Linked DNA regions of Homo sapiens: region 1 is linked to region 2. The links are chromatin loops, found by intact Hi-C in ENCODE. Cell type or tissue: gastrocnemius medialis. All regions are shown on one strand. Each heading gives the region's core, and the rest is flanking DNA. Links, peaks and the distances in the headings are about the cores only.

The links. A loop is a pair of places that touch in the nucleus more often than their neighbours do. Peaks named below come from ENCODE experiments on the same cell type or tissue, not always from the same donor. Only the 100,000 strongest peaks of a DNase experiment are listed, where the experiment ranks them.
Region 1: a loop joins it to region 2, with 6 times the contacts of the local background. A loop is called at or near these places in 8 of 110 quality-filtered maps.

Annotation. Positions count from the first base shown.
Region 1 is chr1:52,925,961-52,928,793 of GRCh38, reverse strand. SCP2 (sterol carrier protein 2) reads right to left here and starts at 1,518. Exons shown (of 16, transcript NM_002979.5): 1 at 1,329-1,518. The coding sequence starts at 1,397. RefSeq lists enhancers at 1,096-1,185, 1,196-1,255, 908-1,423 and a silencer at 1,476-1,755. In gastrocnemius medialis, for the core only: no CTCF peak of the experiment used is centred there; a DNase peak (open chromatin) is centred at 1,513; H3K4me3 peaks cover 2,236 bases; H3K27ac peaks cover 2,050 bases.
Region 2 is chr1:52,855,825-52,858,739 of GRCh38, reverse strand. ZYG11A (zyg-11 family member A, cell cycle regulator) reads right to left here. Exons shown (of 14, transcript NM_001004339.3): 3 at 991-1,742. Among named protein-coding and RNA genes, the nearest start is that of ZYG11A, 15 kb to the right of the region's middle. In gastrocnemius medialis, for the core only: no CTCF peak of the experiment used is centred there; no DNase peak of the experiment used is centred there.

The sequences.
Region 1 (2,833 bases), core at 1-2,500, 70 kb before region 2:
TGGATATTTTTTGTTTTTGTTGAGACAAGGACTGACTCTATGGCCCAGGCTGGGGGTGCAGTTGCGTGATCTCAGCTCACTGCAACCTCCATCTCCCAGGCTCAAGCAATCCTCCCACCTCAGCCTCCCGAGTAGCTGGCGTGTGCTACCATGCCCGACTAATTTTCGTATTTTTAGTAGAGACGGGGTTTCACCATGTTGGCCAGGCTGGTCTCGAACTCTTGACCTCAGGTGATCCACCCGCCTTGGCCTCCCAAAGTGCTGGGATTACAGGCGTGAGCCACCGGCCCCGGCCTATTTACATGTTGGACTGAATTAGGTACGCTCAGCCCACTGGTAAAATAATAAACATTTTAGGGCTGTTTTCTCAGAAATAGAACTCTCCCTAGGAACTCTTTCACAAAGCATATCCATTTAGTATTGTTCAACTAACATTCACTGAGGGTCTTCAAGCATCAGGAACGTTCAGGGCGAGGGGCACAGCAGTGAATAAGCCAGGTACCCAGTCTAGAGGAGCTGCCATGCTAAGAGGGCGCGCAGACGCCTATGAGCTTTAGTACTGCCCGGTACTGCCGAGCACAGTAAGTGCAGGACAGAGGTAAGCACAGTGCAAGGCTCTAGGGGAAAGTCAGGAGGATCCGAGGCGTCCTGGAGAAGATCCGATCTGAACGGATCCTTTCAGGATGCACAAAAGTTAACAGGTGAAGATACACGGTACAAACAGAACAGAAGCAAAGCAACAGAGGCATCAGACAACTGCGTCCGGGGAGAAACGAAAGGCAGTTTGGCATTAAGGAGCATGCGGGCGATGAGGGGAAAACGGCCGTGGGAGCCTGCGGCGTCCGGGTCCCAAGCAGTCACTGGAGGGACAGAGGGAGGCCGGAATCTGCCACTCGGGCCGAGGCGCTGGGCATCAGGAGCGTTTCTCCTCGCCATCCACATCTGGAGCTGTCTCTGTGAGGGCTCCTGTGGGGGCTGTTCCTGGGAGGGCCGAGCAGGCGGCATTCGCGACCTGCCTCCCTCCGGGGCAAGCCAGCCCACACACCTCGGGACTCCGCTCAGAATCTAAAGAGGTGAGATCCTTGGATTATCTCGGGGCTGCTTCATGAACTCTGACCAGAAGAAAAGGGAAGGAGGAAGCAGAAGGCCGCAGGAACCAGCCCGAGACGCTATGACCCCAGAGATTCCGCAGAGTACAAGCCACCAAGTCGCCACGCCGATGACCCACGCGCGGAGCAGTCGAAGCTAGGAGACCGGAGGGACAGAGAAACCCAGGCACCGACCGCCCCCGAGCCTCAGAGGGCCAGCAGGGCCGCTGCTCGGTTTACCTTGGTCATGCCAACCCCCACCACGAACACCCGGCGCAGGGTCGCAGGCTCCCACGGGGAAGAGGACATGGCTGCACCAGTGCGGGACCGGGGCGGGCGCCGCGGACGACTGCCGGCACTGACAGGCGGAGACTGCACCAGAGCTCCCTGAAGCCCGAAGCCAGGGCCGCGGGCGGCAACACAGGCGCGTGAGAGTGCGCGTGCGTAGGGGCAGGAGGAGGGGGCGGGGTGGGGCGCGTCCTGTGGGGCGGGGAGCGTTCTCTAGCCCTTAGGCAGCCGAATCCCTAATTTGCGGACTTGGGCATGGGACTGAGTCAACCTGTCCCCATCTCTGATCCTGTGCTTAGGTTCTGTACGGTGAGCGGGAGTAGGCTTGCAGTGGGGCCTAAGACTGAGAGGAGGGGTTGGCCGGAAAGCGGACTCATGAAAGGTGACCCTGAGGAGAGCCGTTGGGGTTCGTGTTGGAATTGGCCTGTGTCCTGTTAGCGGTGGCAGTTGAGAGTGAATTCATGAATTTAAACTCACAGGACACCAAGAAAGCGGGGATGGGCAGGATCTCACACATGGATACAATGTCTAAATCAAAAAACCCAGGCTCCGTCACCAGCTGCGTGACCTTTTTAATCTTGTGAACAAAAGTTCTCCGAAAAGGAATTTGGAAGACAGAGACTTTATTCCAGCAAACCGGGGAGAAACAGCCTTCCATGTTTATTGGAGACCGGAGTCTCGCTCTGTCGCCCAGGCTGGAGTGCAATGCCGCGAACTCGGCTCACTGCAGCCTCCGCCTCCCAGGTTCAAGCAATCCTCCTGCCTCAGCCTCCCGAGTATCTGGGATTACAGGCGCGCGCCACCACGCCCCGCTAATTTTTGTATTTTTAGTAGAGATGGGGTTTCGCCATGTTGGCCAGGCTGGTCTGGAACTCCTGACCTTAGGTGATCTACCCACCTTGGCCTCCCAAAGTGCTGGGATTACAGGCGTGAGCCACCGCGCCCGGCTCCCCGGTTTATTTTATCTTATGTAAAAATGCAGATTCATTGAGCTAGATGAATGCATAAGTGACTATTTCTCTACCCCCCTCACATGTGAAGGTTGATCAAAGACTCAGAAGAATGCAACCGTTTGCCTCTTATCTACCCACATCTTTTTAAAATTTATTCATCTTTCCCCAATATCTGCCCCTTCCCCTATAAAAACTGAAGCCCTCAAAATCATCTTTGGAGAAAGGCACGGACCTGTCTCCAAAGATGATGCACGTCCTTAAACTTGGCAAAATTAACTTCTAAATTAATTGAGATCCGTTTCATATACTTTTCGGTTTGCAGTATCAGCATTTAGAAAGGCTCTCCTAGAAGATTCTAAGGATTGCTTCTTGGCCATTTGGCTAAGATCAAGTTTAGGAGATTCTAAGAAGCCCCCTCTGTGCTAAGTAAAGAACTACTGAGCTAGGACTAGACCAACTTAGTAAAATTGCTGCGCTCAGTGATGCACGCCTCCCATCTGCTCA
Region 2 (2,915 bases), core at 318-2,817:
TCGGGAAGCTGAGGCAGGAGAATCGCTTGAACCCGGGAGGCGAAGGTTGCAGTGAGCCGAGATTGCGCCATTGCACTCCACCCTGGGCAACAAGAGCACAACTCAGTCTCCAAAAAAAAATAATAATAATAATCGGGCCGGGCGCAGTGGTTCATGCCTATAATCCCAGCACTTTGGGAGGCCGAGGCAGGCGGATCACCTGAGGTTAGGAGTTCGAGACCAGCCCGGCCAACATGGTGAAACCCCGTCTCTACTAAAAATAAAAAACTAGCTGGGCATGGTGGCACGTGCCTGTAGTCCCAGCTACTCGGGAAGCCGAGGCAGGAGAATCACTTGAACCCACTATATCTTCTTTTTTTTTTGAGACTGCGTTTCGCTTTTGGCCAGGCTGGAGTGCAGTGGTGCAACCTCCACCTCCCAGGTTCAAGTGATTCTCCTGCCTCAGCCTCCCAAGTAGCTGGGACTACAGGCGCCCGCCAACACACCGGCTAATTTTTGTATTTTTAGTAGAGACCAGGTTTCACCATGTTGGCCAGGCTGGTCTCGGACTCCTGACCTCAAGTGATCTGCCCGCCTTGGCCTCCCAAAGTGCTGGGATTACAGGTGTGAGCCACCATGCCCAGCCTGTATCTTAATATTATATTCTCACGTGTGGCCAGGCACAGTGGCTCATGCCTATGATCCCAGCACTTTGGGAAGCCGAGGCAAGCAGATCACCTGAGGTCAGGCGTTCGAGACCAGCCTGACCAACATGAAGAAACCCAATCTCTATTAAAAATACAAAACTACTCCATCTCAAAAAATAATAATAATATTCTCACAACCTTCCACATAGTAGGTACATAATAATCATTAATTATTAAAAAAGCTCTTTAAGGATTTTTTTATCTGTCTCTGTAACCCTAATACCTAGTAAAAAGTCTGGTCTATAGCACGAGTTTAATAATGTTCTAAACAAATGAAACAAAACTTATTCAGATAAGAACAAACCCTCAAGCCTTGCTTTGTAGTAAAGAAGTCAGAAGAGCCAGCATCCGTGGCCAATAGTCCCACAAATTGCATGGCAGGCCGCAGTCGTATAAACAGTTCTACAGCTTCATCAGTGATGCAATTGCCCCCAGAAATATCCAATGACACAACATTGGGCAGGATATCCTTCTGCTGTAGCAAATGAAAAGCTAGGTCTGATTTGAGTTGCCTGTGATCAGAAATATCAAGGTGAAGCAGACATTTAAGTTCTCTAATGACTGCAAGAATTTGTGATTTGGTCATGGCCAGGCATTTCAGATAGTGCATTGTGAGAGACTTCAATCGATCCTTACAGGTAAGCAGTGCAGAAATATCAGTGACTAGAGTATTAGAGATATCTAAGCTTTCCAGTCTTGGTAACTGAGAAACATTAGCCAGGTCTTCAGTATGAAAACAAACATTAAAAACACTTAAAATGCGAAGACCAGTGAGCTGACTAAAGAACAGTAATCTTGAATTTTGAGGGATGCTTGTCGAGTCTAACAGGAGACACTGGAGGTTTTGCTGGATCCACCTATTGCTGCAGAGTCCACTTATGATGTCTGGAACTGGGAGGTCAGCGTGCACTGCAGTAGCATTCAGTTCAATGAGCTTATGACGGCAGAAGGCTTTTATGAATGCAGCTGTAGAGATTTTAGCTTTTTGGATATTGACCAGCTTCAGTTTCATTTGGTTGCCTCGGAAAATGCTGGCTGTTCTGTCAGTCAGCTTGCCTATGAAAGAACCAGAACCAACTTGTAATGACAACTAGATCTCATGTCTTTCCAGGATAAAATGTGGCAAAGAATTAAGACAGATGTTAATAATAACAATAATGACAACATTTACTGCTCTGTGCTAGCATTGTTCTAAACTCCTTTAATAAGATTATTATCTCATGTATTCTTTGCATTAATACTATAAAGGAATTATTGTTACTACTACTATGTAGCTGAGGAAACTGAAACTTGAATAGGTTAAGTAATTTATCCAAGGTCACCATCAGAATCAGGAGTCAACCCCAGTTTGGCTGTAGAGCCCAAAATTTTATCTACAGTAACCTTGCTCACAGAAAGGAAGAACAAAATAAAATAGGTAGATAAGTACAGGATATACAATATACAAGTAGCACTACTAATATTATTTTTAACCAAATTAGTAGATAATATTTGACAAGTCACTTACCTCTCTGGGCCTCATTTTCCTCATCTGTAAAACGAATGGGTTGTCCTATTTTTCATTTACTACACATATTTTTTTTTTTTTTTTTTTTTTTGAGATGGAGTCTTGCTCTGTCACCCAGGCTGGAGTGCAGTGGGGGCTCACTGCAACCTCCGCTTCCCAAGTTCAAGCGATTCCCTTGCCTCAGCCTCCCAAGTAGCTGGGACTACAGGCACTGCACCTGGCCTACTACACATCTTCTATGGTGAGATTCCATGTTATGTAACAGGCACGTAAGGTAATCAGACACCTGTGACCACAAGGAATTCAGTATAGGGAGGCATACCAGGTAAATACCAACACCATAAGTCATTAAAGAAATGCAAATTAAAAGCACAACAGATACTATTTCACATCCACTAGGATGGCTATAATCAAAATGTCAGATGAGTCTTGGTGAGAACGTGGAGAAATTAGAACCCTTGGACACTGCTGATGGGAATGTAAAATAGTACAGCCACAAACAATAGTCTGGCAGTTCCTCAAAAAGATAATGAGTTACCATTTGATCCAGCAATTTCACTCAGAGAAATGAAAACTTATGTCCACATAGAAACTCTTACACATTCCTGCAGATTCATATGGAGCAGAGAAAGTTTAGAATAAATTTTTTAAGTTTAAAAATAAAATTTGTACACATATCTTTATGGTAGCATATTATTCATAATAGCCCAAAAGTGAGAACA